Linked DNA regions of Homo sapiens: all the other regions are linked to region 1. A link is a contact called in ENCODE Hi-C or POLR2A ChIA-PET data. All regions are on one chromosome and are shown on one strand. Each heading gives the region's core, a stretch centred on a gene start or an enhancer-like site at or near the end of the contact. The rest is flanking DNA. Distances are from core to core; before and after follow the strand shown.

Evidence for each region. A loop is a pair of places that touch in the nucleus more often than their neighbours do. ChIA-PET counts read pairs that join two places held with the same protein, here RNA polymerase II (POLR2A). Pooled maps may share reads with other maps.
Region 2: a pooled map shows a loop between it and region 1 (14-fold over the local background). The contact joins the promoter of HLCS-AS1 here to the enhancer-like site in region 1. A Hi-C loop is called at or near these places in 1 of 168 maps with a recorded cell type or tissue (B cell), 1 of 37 single-sample maps with no recorded cell type and 16 of 50 pooled maps. POLR2A ChIA-PET finds 5 or more read pairs at or near these places in 3 of 52 experiments (H1, OCI-LY7 and activated CD8-positive, alpha-beta T cell).
Region 3: a loop to region 1 is called in a map of natural killer cell, with 6 times the contacts of the local background. The contact joins two enhancer-like sites. A Hi-C loop is called at or near these places in 9 of 168 maps with a recorded cell type or tissue (CD14-positive monocyte, CD4-positive, alpha-beta T cell, CD4-positive, alpha-beta memory T cell and 5 more), 3 of 37 single-sample maps with no recorded cell type and 18 of 50 pooled maps. POLR2A ChIA-PET finds 5 or more read pairs at or near these places in 4 of 52 experiments (AG04449, MCF 10A, activated CD4-positive, alpha-beta T cell and 1 more).
Region 4: a map with no recorded cell type shows a loop between it and region 1 (7-fold over the local background). The contact joins two enhancer-like sites. A Hi-C loop is called at or near these places in 3 of 37 single-sample maps with no recorded cell type and 6 of 50 pooled maps. POLR2A ChIA-PET finds 5 or more read pairs at or near these places in 1 of 52 experiments (T-cell).

The regions. Positions count from the first base shown.
Region 1 is chr21:37,219,825-37,222,772 of GRCh38, forward strand. It overlaps DSCR9 (Down syndrome critical region 9), which reads left to right. Exons shown (of 3, transcript NR_026719.2): 3 at 414-1,912. Among named protein-coding and RNA genes, the nearest start is that of DSCR9, 13 kb to the left of the region's middle. RefSeq lists an enhancer at 1,066-1,215. Within about 2 kb of position 1,492, at least 38 of the 41 ENCODE cell types and tissues checked have a DNase peak (open chromatin) inside an H3K27ac peak, as active enhancers do; they include B cell, CD4-positive, alpha-beta T cell, CD8-positive, alpha-beta T cell and 2 more, where a contact is called at or near this core.
Region 2 is chr21:36,964,892-36,967,839 of GRCh38, forward strand. HLCS-AS1 (HLCS antisense RNA 1) reads left to right here and starts at 1,568. Exons shown (of 4, transcript NR_186434.1): 1 at 1,568-1,720. HLCS (holocarboxylase synthetase) reads right to left here and starts at 1,778. Exons shown (of 11, transcript NM_001352514.2): 1 at 1,553-1,778. The coding sequence starts at 1,747. RefSeq lists an enhancer at 1,131-1,180 and silencers at 1,240-1,570, 1,291-1,620, 1,691-2,160.
Region 3 is chr21:37,460,249-37,463,196 of GRCh38, forward strand. The region is part of intron 2 of DYRK1A (dual specificity tyrosine phosphorylation regulated kinase 1A); the gene reads left to right. Among named protein-coding and RNA genes, the nearest start is that of KCNJ6-AS1, 57 kb to the right of the region's middle. Within about 2 kb of position 1,368, at least 6 of the 41 ENCODE cell types and tissues checked have a DNase peak (open chromatin) inside an H3K27ac peak, as active enhancers do; they include CD4-positive, alpha-beta T cell, CD8-positive, alpha-beta T cell and natural killer cell, where a contact is called at or near this core.
Region 4 is chr21:37,412,707-37,415,654 of GRCh38, forward strand. The region is part of intron 1 of DYRK1A (dual specificity tyrosine phosphorylation regulated kinase 1A); the gene reads left to right. Among named protein-coding and RNA genes, the nearest start is that of DYRK1A, 47 kb to the left of the region's middle. Within about 2 kb of position 1,490, at least 2 of the 41 ENCODE cell types and tissues checked have a DNase peak (open chromatin) inside an H3K27ac peak, as active enhancers do.

The DNA.
Region 1 (2,948 bases), core at 242-2,741:
AAGTACCTTTGATTGGTCCCCTCCCACAGCCAATGAGGCTGTTCACAGGTCAAGACTTCATTTGCATGGGAGTATAACTTTGTAACTTCAGCCTCTGATTGGTTGCTTTCTGCAACTAATCAGATGTTTGCATAGGGTATAGCTTTATAACTTCGCTTCAGCCTCTGGTTGGTCCTCTCCTGCAACCAATCAGACTGATTATGGTCCACTACTTCATTTACACAAGGTGTACACCAAGTAACCAATGGGAAACCTCTACAGGGTATTTAAATCCCAGAAAATTGTGTCACCGGGCCCTTCAGCCTCATGGGCTGCTCCCACCTTGTGGGTGTACTTTCATTTTCAACAAATCTCTGCTTTTGTTGCTTCCTTCTTTCCTTGCTTTGTGTGTTTTGTCCAATTCTTTGTTCAAGAACGCCAGGGTGACGTAACAATTCAAACCATGAAGAGGTAACAGAGCCCTTCGCGCGTCTCAACACGTGGTGACGCAGCTAATAACCTGTGATGCATACATGGGAACAAATGCATAGAAAAACTTGTCAATGACACGGCAAAGTAAAACCCAAATGAAGCGAGGTGAAAGAATGGGCTGCAGCGCAGGCAAAACTGCACCACGTTACAGACTGCTCGCCTGGGATGGAACGGTGGGGAGGTGCGCAGACGGATGGACAAGCGCCTGGCAAAATGGATTTCTTTTCCTAGACTGCTAATGCTACTAACAGTTCCCTCCTCACAGGGTCGCTATAACGAGGTAACATACAGCACTTAGAAGACGGCCTGACCCAGAATAACACTAATGTTCACATGGCTGCGAGTCTCAGACCAAAATCAATAGCCGGTATCTACTGAAACTGCAGCAAGGCGAAACCACGGGAATGGCGCTCCGTTGAGTAGAGCAACGCACAGCACATCACATCGCATCCTCCGTAGCGGGAGGCTCTGGCCTCACCGCAGCGGCACTTCCCGGAAGAGCCCAGGATATTCGGGGACCCGCACCGGACAGGCGGCCCAGGCCCCCTGGCGCCCAGCTGGCCGCCCTGTTGCAGCTCTCATGCCAAGACCTGCGCCTAACGGCAGGGATTCCGGCGGTCATCATTTATTCTTGGCGCTAAGCTGCCGCTTCTCTTTTTTATCACCACAGAGTAACGCAGACCCCACCGTTTCCTTCCATTCTGAGCCAACCACTCCAGCAGCCACCGGGGCGCCAGGTTATGCTGGGGCTGCACCACCCGGCCCGAGGCTTTTGAAGCCACGCCTGAGCGCGGAGGATGGGCAGGATTTGCCCCGTGAACTCCCGCGCACGCAGGCTCCGCGCGAGGCCCGGGCGCCCGAGCGGCGATTCCCTCCCCTATCACCAGCTCCAGGGTGGTGCCCCCCGGCTGTGGAGCCCAGACCCCGGCCGTCCAGCAGCGTATAGACGAGCCCATGTCTGCGATGTAACTGCACCGCGCTGGGGATCCACCTCCCGCCAGGGTGAGGGCGCCGTCCTCCAGCGTATGCTAGGCAGGCGCGCCCCGCCCTCCTGGTCACGTGACCACGCCTACAGCCGAAGAGGATGGGAAAATGCGGCCCTGTTCCTGAACAGGAAGCGGAAGCAGGAAGGAACTGAGAACACCAGCATCTGCTGCCGCCCTGAATCAGCGTTAGCATGTGGAGGCAACCTCAGCCCCCAGTTTTTGAAGAAGGTGATTCAGATTCAGACACAGGAATTATGGTGACGGTAGAAATGGACTGGAAGGTTCGTTCCCCTTGCCCACCAAGACTCCAGAGCAGGTGGGTTCTTGATGTCTACTCTGCATGAAGCCCTGGGCTTTCCGGCCCTCCCTACTTTTCCTCCGAATTCACAGCACAGCGGAGCCAAAATGTATTCCTGCCAAAACGGGCATTTCCCAAAAGAAAATATTGTTTTAGATTCATTGTTCACAGCCTCTTTTTTTTTGTTGTTCATTTGAAGCAATTTTTCTTTTTTATTATTATACTTTAAGTTTTAGGGTACATGTGCACAGTGTGCAGGTTAGTTACATATGTATACATGTGCCATGCTGGTGCGCTGCACCCACTAACTCGTCATCTAGCATTAGGTATATCTCCCAATGCTATCCCTCCCCCTCCCCCCACCCCACAACAGTCCCCAGAGTGTGATGTTCCCCTTCCTGTGTCCATGTGTTCTCATTGTTCAGTTCCCACCTATGAGTGAGAATATGCGGTGTTTGGTTTTTTGTTCTTGCGATAGTTTACTGAGAATGATGATTTCCAATTTCATCCATGTCCCTACAAAGGACATGAACTCATCGTTTTTTATGGCTGCATAGTATTCCATGGTGTATATGTGCCACATTTTCTTAATCCAATCTGTCATTGTTGGACATTTGGGTTGGTTCCAAGTCTTTGCTATTGTGAATAATGCCGCAATAAACATACACGTGCGTGTGTCTTTATAGCAGCATGATTTATAGTCCTTTGGGTATATACCCAGTAATGGGATGGCTGGGTCAAATGGTATTTCTAGTTCTAGATCCCTGAGGAATCGCCACACTGTCTTCCACAATGGTTGAACTAGTGTACAGTCCTACCAACAGTGTAAAAGTGTTCTTATTTCTCCACATCCTCTCCAGCACCTGTTGTTTCCTGACTTTTGAATGATCGCCATTCTAACTGGTGTGAGATGGTATCTCATTGTGGTTTTGATTTGCATTTCTCTGATGGCCAGTGATGATGAGCATTTTTTCATGTGTTTTTTGGCTGCATAAATGTCTTCTTTTGAGAAGTGTCTGTTCATATCCTTCACCCACTTGTTGATGGGGTTGTTTTTTTCTTGTAAATTTGTTTGAGTTCATTGTAGATTCTGGATATTAGCCCTTTGTCAGATGAGTAGGTTGCGAAAATTTTCTCCCATTTTGTAGGTTGCCTGTTCACTCTGATGGTAGTTTCTTTTGCTGTGCAGAAGC
Region 2 (2,948 bases), core at 318-2,817, 250 kb before region 1:
CCCCTCAATTTTTTGCCATTTTATTGAGTTATCTTTCTCAATCAGGTTAATTCCCAACGCTCTAAGCCATACATTGTATGTAATGCATGAACTTCTTCCCCTTTTGTCTGGGTAGTGTCAGTTATGTGGAGGTGGTACTAGTTATTTGCATAACTAGTACCTTGGGGGACCTGAGAAAACAGTCATTCATATTCAGTGTGACATAATACATATATGGTACTAACAAGAAAGAGTATTTTTTATTTGCTAGTGGCACAATTTCAACCCATATCTAAGCACAGCCTCCAGGCAATGTTCAAACCTGAGATAAGATTCAATTCCCCACAGGGGCTTTACGGTGTGACATATGCAGAAAACGTCATTTTAGTGCTAAAAGTGAGGCAATATTCCAGAAAACAGAGGAAAGGGACAAGAAACAGATTAAAAGCAAAACACGTTTAAATATTAATGAGAACAATGCTACCGATGTCCATGAAATTTTGTGCAGTACTGCACTGTGAAGCTAAGCCCATTTCCAAAAACAGCTGAATGGAAAGATCTATTGTTCCCTTTACAGCAAGGCAGCAGACTTTTTACAGAGATTAATTGACTGGCCCAAGTCACAAGGTAGGTGACAGAGTGGGCTGAACACGTAACCACCATCCTAAGCACTGGGTCAAAAAAAACAAAGGCTGACTGTCAACTGAAATTTAAAAGACGCAAAGACCATCAGTCGGGTGCCCAAGTTGGTGAATGATGCAACCAACTGACAGAAGATGGAGAGGGAAAAGGGCAGTTTTTGTAAATTTGGGGACATCTGACAAAAAGCTGATGACACAGGTGGGAGTTTTTTGTTTGGGATTTTTTTTTTTTTTTCTTAAGACAGGGTCTTGCTTTGTCACCCAGACTGGAGTGCAATGGCTCAATCATAGCTCACTGTAGCTTCAAACTCCGGGGCTCAAGTGAACCTCCCGGGATCAAGTGACCCTCCCGCCTCACCCTCCAGAGTAGCTGGGACTACAGGCGCGTGCCACCACGCCGACCTAAGTGTTTTTTTTGTTTTGTTTTTTGTAGAGAGGGGTCTAGCTATGTTGCCCAGGCTGGTCTCCATCTCCTGGGCTCAAAGCTGTCCTTCCTCCTAGGCCTCCCAGAGTGCAGGGATTACAGGCATAAGCCACCGCTCCCGGCCCGCCACAGCTGTCTCTCCTGGTTCACGGTCACCCAAACGCCGGCTCGAAGTGTGGGAGAGGAGGTTGGGGGCGACCCCAGGTGGGCACTGCTGGCGTCCGGCTGTCAATCCACAGCTCACGTCCTCACAGGTGCGCGCCTAGAGTCACGCGTCCAGCACCGCCCGGCTGGCCGGGAAGAGGCGACCGGGTCCGTGGTCCGAGTCCCGCACCTCCGGCCTCTCTCTGGGCCCCGGGGCAACAGCCCCTCCCGGGCCGCACAGGCCGCACTGAGGGCGCCACTCCGGGGCTCCCGAACTCCCGGGCTCCCGGCGGGGACGAGGCGCAGGGACGGGGGCACTTCCGGCTCGCGGGGCCCGGGTCGCCCGCCCGCCCGACCCGCCCACCTGGCTGTCGCTGACGCAGAAGACGCGGCCGCCACGGCTCAGGCACACGCGGGCGCCCGGGGGCTGCGCGGCCGCGCCGCAGAAGGTGAAGGAACAGCGCGAGGCACGCAGCCGCCGCACCGTGGCGCGCACGAGCTCAGCCGGCCGGCGACCCCAGCGCGCCCACAGGTACAGGTAGCACAGCGTGATGAGCATGGCCGCGCCGCCGGCAGGGCGAGCCCGCCTTGCCCGCCCGCCCCAGCGCCCCAGGCCCGGCCCCGCCCCGGCCGGAAGGGCCGCGCCGCCCCCCCGGGCCAGGCGGCGCGGGGGTGGGGACGGCGGGGGAGGCGGGGACCCGGAAGGTGACGCGGGCAACTGGAGGCTGCGGCGGGAGGGGCGGGGGGGGGTGAGGCCGCGCCCGGCTGTGTGATGGGGAGCTCCGGAGGCCGCGCCCAGGGCTGGTGGCGGCGGCGAGGGGCAGCGCTGGGGCGGGGGGTGTGCACCGGGGTCAGGGGACGCCGGGGCTGCACCCGGAGAGGGGGCTCGAGGGAGTGGAGGCCGGGGTGCGGGGCCGCGCCAGGGCTGAGGAGTGGGATGGGTATGTTGTGGATGCGGGGGAGGGGAGGCTCCAGTGGCTGCCCGACCTGTTTAAGCCAAGTCCGGCCTCCCTTCCTTGGAGGGGTGGGAGGCGGATTGAGGAGGGGGCTCTGCCTATGTTCATAGCTGCCAAGGCCAACCTTTACTAACCAGCAGCACACCGGGAGTCCCAGAGCGCTCCACAGCCGCTACCCAGTCGACTTGGGAAAATAAGATAAGGCCGTTTTTATTAAATTATACTAAGCCTTCATGCAAAAGATTTTAAGGTCAATCACATACATTCACGGGATGCAATAATGTTTTTTTAAATAAGGACAGGAAACAGAAATTGAAGACAGATAAGCACCAAGAAGGCTGCCTCTAAAAAGGCTGTGCCAGGAAGGCTCCCTATGGTGTTCTTGCTACATGTGGGTCAACAGTTTGACTGTAAGCATCCTAACACCAGTGGGAAAAGGAAAACATCACCATGATTTGGTGTTCTTGTCTCCAAGGGAAGCATAATTAGTCCTGACACAGAGGCTTCTCCCATAGAACCTCATTTCTTTAAAAGGCATTATGTAAAGAACGTGTTCTGAACAGCTGCGAAGCACAGCAAAGAATTCCATCCAGTGGCTTCCTATTCTGGCCCTCGCTGAAAATAGGTGGCAAGATGCAGCAAAAGCAATCATGTACACCACGTCCATGTCTTAATCTAAGGATAGTTTTTGTTTGTTTGTTTTTGAGACAGTCTCTCTCTGTCACCCAGGCTGGAGTGCAGTGGTGCAATCTCGGCTCACTGCAAGCTCTGCCTCCTGGGTTCAAGCGATTCTCCTGCCTCAGC
Region 3 (2,948 bases), core at 118-2,617, 240 kb after region 1:
TTCCTGTTGACATTTTAAAAATCTCCTAATGGCAGATTGATTTGTCTGTGCTCTTTTTGTATTATTAAGTCAGGCAGCAGATACTTAGAGAGCTTCTGCTGTTTTAAGCCATGGGGAGGCAGTAGCGAACAAAAGGGGTGGGGGAGTCTTGCGGCGTTCACATCTCAGAAATGTTACTGCGCTATGAGGGAGACTTTGGCCTCTAATCCACTGTTAGCCACTAGCCTCCAGTCAAAGTTAGAGAACCACCGGTCTTCATTCTTTTCATTAAGTGGTTGGACTTGTCTAAAAAGGTTTAATTTCACCTCCAGACTTTGTCTTGAGACATTGCGTGTCTTTGTTTACCTGTCTTTTGTTTCCAAACGTCCCTACGCTCATTCCTAGATTTAATTAAGGGCTCAAAGACTGCTCAATACCTTGTTTTGTACTAAGTAGGGAAGAATTTTAATTTAAATAGGTTTCATTACTGATTATTAATTTAAAATTTATGGGCACTACAAGAAAAACTATTTCTCTACCTGGAATTTTCATGACTGCCAATAACTTAGTACTAGGTGGTATTATCTGCTTTATTCATTCTTATTATTTAAAATATTTTATAACTTTAGGATATTAAAGAAAATATAAATTTACCCATATTATATGTTATCCTCTGTACAATATGATAATTTATGGAATCCAGCAGCTATATGTTGGATTACTATTTTAATCTTTTCTGTCTTCCAGATGGTATTACCAAAAATAAATCCTTGGCCTCCTATTTCAGCTGTAAGAATTTGGCTTACCTTTTGTAATCAAGAGTGGTAAGGGCCCTTTTACTGTAGGGTTAAGTAAGATTTTCTGTTATTTAGTTGTTGAGGATAGTACAGTTCCTAAAAAATGATACGTGCTTGTTAAATACAGAATGAATGAAAAGCACACATCTGCATATTAGTCTTAAAGTTTTAAGATGATTATTTTTGATTTTCAAATATAGGTAGTATTTCATTTTATTTAAGTTATACATTTATTTAAATTATCTAAGTTATAATAAAATGGCAAAACCACAACTACTTTTACACCAACCGAATACTTACATTTATTTCTCCTGTCCTTTGTGCTGTGATTGTTTTATTTATATGTAATAAACTCCACAATGTTATTTTTGCTTTGAACAGTCAGTTGGCTTTCAAAAATATTAAGAAAAAATGTCTTTTATATTTATCTACATACATATTTACATTTCTGGTGCTCTTTATTCCTTTGTGTGAATCTCAGTTTCTGTCTGGAATCATTTTCCTTCTGTGAACTTGTGTGAACATTTTTTGAGGGCGGATCTACTGTTGACAAATTCTTTCACTTTCATGGGTCTGAAAAAGTATTTTGCCTTCGTTTTTGAAGGGTGTTCTCACCGGATATAGATTTGTAGGTTAAAGGTCTTTTTTATTTTCATCATTTAAAGATGTTTTATTTTCTTCTGGCGGTGCACATGGTTTCTGGTGAGAAAGTGGTGACTCCCCTATATGGAAACAGGTGTTTTTGTCTCTGGCTGCTTTTACAATTTTTTTCTTCATCATTGGTTTTCAGCAGTTTGGTTGAGTTGCCTCAGTGTGATTTTTGTGTGACTTTTTCCTTTTTTTTTTTTTTTTAAACTTGTTTTCAGTTTGGTTAATTTATATTGCTTTGTTTTTCCATTCACTTATCTTTTCTTCTGCGGTGTCTGAACTGCTATTAGGTCCGTTCAGTGAATTTTTCATTTGAGTTATTTTGTTTCTCATTTTTAGAATTTCCATTTAGTTCCTTTTCGTAGATTCTATTTCTCTATTAAGATTCACTATTCCCTTATTTTGTCCATGTTTTCCTTTATATTTTAAAACATTCATAATAGTGGTTTTGGTCTGCTAACTTCACTCTTTCTGTCATTTCTGAGTCTTAAATGGATTTTTTCCTCCCGAATACAGACCACATTTTCTTGCTTCTTGCTGTGCCTAGTGAATTGGGCTGGCTATGGGGATGAGGAATGCTGGCCCGTGAGTGTTTGGATTTTGTTGTTCTCTTTAAAGAGTGTTGAATGTCGTCCTGGCAGGCTGTTAATTCACTTGCAGACCATCTTGATCCTTTGAGGTTTGTTTCAGTCTCTGTTAGAACAGGGGCCAGCCTTTACTGTAGGGCTGGATTAGCCCTAGCCCTAAATGTGGATTTTCTGGGGTCTCTGTTGAATGTCTGTGGGTTTCTCCACTGTAGCCTGTTTGAACACTCAATGTCTTACAGTCTTGTGTGAATTTTAGTAGTTATTCAGTTCACAGTTCCCTGGTAGTTGTTCTGTGCCTGGCTTCATGGTCCTTCTCCCAGTGCTTGTGCAGCTTAGCATTTGGCCAAAGAGTCAAGGAGAACCCTATGTACGGATTGATGGAGCTCCTTCTCTTTTTGTTACCTGCTGCACAAATTCCAGCCAATTCAGTGGCCTTGAACTCTTCCTTCTGTCTCTGCAGCACAGTGAGATTGCTGTGTTCTGTTTGGGCTCCCCCTTCCTATATTGTACCCTGGAAAGTGCCTCTAGATAGGAAACCAGGGGGATTGTAGGGCTCACCAAGAGTGATTTCTTTTTTCAGTCATCACGATTCTGCACTGCCTGTTGTCCAGTGTTTGAAAACGGTTATTTCGTATGTTTTGACTAGTTCTTTAGTTGTTTATGATGAATGAGGGAGTCTGGTACCAGGTACTCTACAAAGGTCATAAGTGGAAATCTGATAATACAAATTCCTAAGGGTAACATGTTTTTATCCATAACCCATTGTTACTAACAATTTTAATATATAGATTCAGTTAATCTTTCATGCTGAAAAACCTGAGATTTTATTTACGTCTTATATGAGCAATTTCATTGTGTTTCTAGATAATTGAGTATGCTCTTTTGGCTAGTGGGTTGACAAGCTTGTGTGTGCATGTGTGTGTGTGTGTGTTTAATG
Region 4 (2,948 bases), core at 240-2,739, 190 kb after region 1:
AAGTCAGCAGCTTCTAATGAAATTACTGAAAGAATGGTGGTGCGGGAATAGAGATGGGAAGTTCAAGTGGATAACATGTGGTGCAGGAATGTGATGAGGAGTTGTAGGCATAGAGAATGGAGGCAGGGATGTGGCACTGTAGGCAGCCACCCAACAGCTTGTTAGACTAGATATTGAGTGAAAAGTTTGAGTGGAGAAGAGAGTTTGAAGTATTAGTTTGGAGTAAACCATTGAAAATACTTCTTTTGCAGGGAAAGATGTATAGAGAAATGAGTGAAGCGGTCAGGGGATAGAACCAGAGGTCACATCTGAGGTTAGGGCTAAATGTGAAAGAGACATGGATTATTTGGAGGATAGCTAGTGTTGTGAAATACAAGAACATACATTTTAAGAATTTTTAAGGGGGTAGCATTTCTCTGTAAACTCCACAGAAGTGTGGGAGGGGAAGTAAGTAAAACTGAACTCACTTTACTGCTTTTAGTAATAGACTCATTGGAAGAAAATGTAAGCTATTCATGCAGTGTGTGTTTTTGATTATTTCTGGGCCTTGTTATTTTTCTGTGTTTCTGAGATGCAAGGATTATTTAAAGGCAATGGTTTATAAAATGATATATAATTACATACGTATAAAAGTACATATAACCAACTAAGTATATGTATGCATGCACTCATGCAAATCAATTATATATTTACATTTTATATATAAATTATATATGTGTGTATATATTGTATTATAGAACATCCTGTGTGGAAAAGTTGGTGCTGTCAGAAGGGAGAGAGAGCAAGGCAGTTTTCCAGTGCATTTCTTATAAGCTAGTTATGAGAAGGGCTTGCAGGTTACTGATTGAACATATTCTTTCTAAATGTCTTCTGTCTGATAGATACTCCTTTGTTAGGGAATATATACATAAATGAGATTACCCTAGATGTTCAGGTTAGTGAGGGAAACGTTACAATAGATAGCACTAAGCGCTGGATCTCAGCTTTGATTCCCAGAGCACCTAGAGCGTCATTGGGCCACCTCTTCTAAGTTCCTCTTAAGATCTAGAATTGATTTGAATAATAGAAATTTTGAGTACATTTTGTGTAGGTGACATAAAAGAACATCCTTAAGCAAGCATATCAGTTAAAGGACTTGTCTTCATGGCTCTTGGTGTTTTCTTCATACCACTTTGCTCTTAGTTCCTGTTAGCAGAGGGGAAGAAGCAGGCTCTAAGATTTAAAATTCATGCTAGTGAAAATTAGAAACAAGCCACATACCCTCAATAGGTGTTTGCTTAAAATGCATTTACGTCTTTGCAGTGGAGTACTGTGCACCTGGTAAAATGATGATGCAAATATAAATTGTTGATATAAAGATATATATGTATATATACATATATTTAAGGAGCAGAGATTCCAACACCAAATTTTGGGTGGTGGAATTTTATTAGGTTGGTGCAAAGGTAATACAGTTTTTGCCCTTGGGAGATTGGGCTGATGGTGACACCCGTTACCCAAGACTGAGAATACAGAAAGGAGAAGTGGATTTTTTCTCTGTTTTTCCTCCCTTTTTGAGTAGGGGAAATGGTAGATTCAGTTTAATATGGCCAAAAGCAGTGGCTTAGTAGTCAGTTTGCTTGGATTTGAATATCTCTCTACCATTAGTCGTGTGTGATTTGGGATGGTTTCACTTCACCTCTCTGTGCCTTAGTTTTCTCACCTGGACAATGGGAATGATAGTGGTACTTACTTTTTGTAATTATGGGGTTTAGTGGTTTAAAGTAGAAAATTTATACCAGGGCCCATTAAAGATAAGTCATCTCATGCAGTGAAACATAACTGGGACTTTCGAGCTCAGTTCACTGAGGTCTTCTGGGCCTGGAACAAGCCCGCCTTATAAAAGTTGGCTTTACATACTACATACTAAAGGAGTTCTTAATGTAGACTTTTAACCAACTGTCTTAGAAATGAGCCTTTGGAACCTAGGTCTGCATGTGATAGGGGTGCTTTCTAGTGTCTACTTGATAGACCAGTCACTTTCTAGTAGTGGGAGTTAGGTTCCCGAAAAGCTCTGTGGTTTGAGAATTCATTTTTGAGAATATCTATTCACAAGAGAATAGATAAACAGTTGATAGACTTGAAGGTCATACAAACCTGTGCAAATCATTGTAAATGTTTTCACATTCTAAAGGAAGACAGAGGACAGCAAGCAAAATAGAATATCAGTGGTAGTTTACATATTTTGAGTTAGTAACAGAGTACCTGTACTACTACTTTACAATTACTGATGATAACTTACCCCCAGAAACTTCTGTTTCTCCCCTTCAGTTTTAGAAATGATGTGTCAGTGCATTATGTATTGTTGCAGGTAATGTGCATATGAGGCATTTCCCTCCTGTTTTCCTCTATTTGTTGGTACGTCCAAATACTCAGTGCCTGATTTTGTCTTTCAGGCCCAGATGTGCTCTCAGAGATACTGAGTTGATGGTTGAGATAGCCAAAATTTGGGGCAAAACTCATTTAATCTGCTCAGCTTTTAGTTCTTAAACCTTCTCCCTAGTTCTTTTCACATAATTGCATGAGAAAGCACATGCTTCTAGCCTCTTTAACACAAATTTCAGCTATTCCACTTCCAAAATGCCATTGGAGTAGTATAATCCAGCACCCATGTTTATAATCCCACATGTTCTTTGACCTTGACCAAGGTTTTAATGCAAAATTGACTCATCTGCTATTGGTTTTTACCTTCCTTTCAGTTTGTCTCCTTTAATATATATATGTTTTTTTTCTTTTTGAGACAGGATCTCACCCTGTTGCCCAGGCTGGAGTGCAGTGGCATGATCAGGGCTCACTGCAGCCTTGACTTCCTGGAATCAGGTGATCCTCCCACGTTAGCCTCCTTATTAGCTGGGACTACAGGCTGCACCACCACACCCAACCAAGTTTTTTATTTTTTGGGGTAGAGA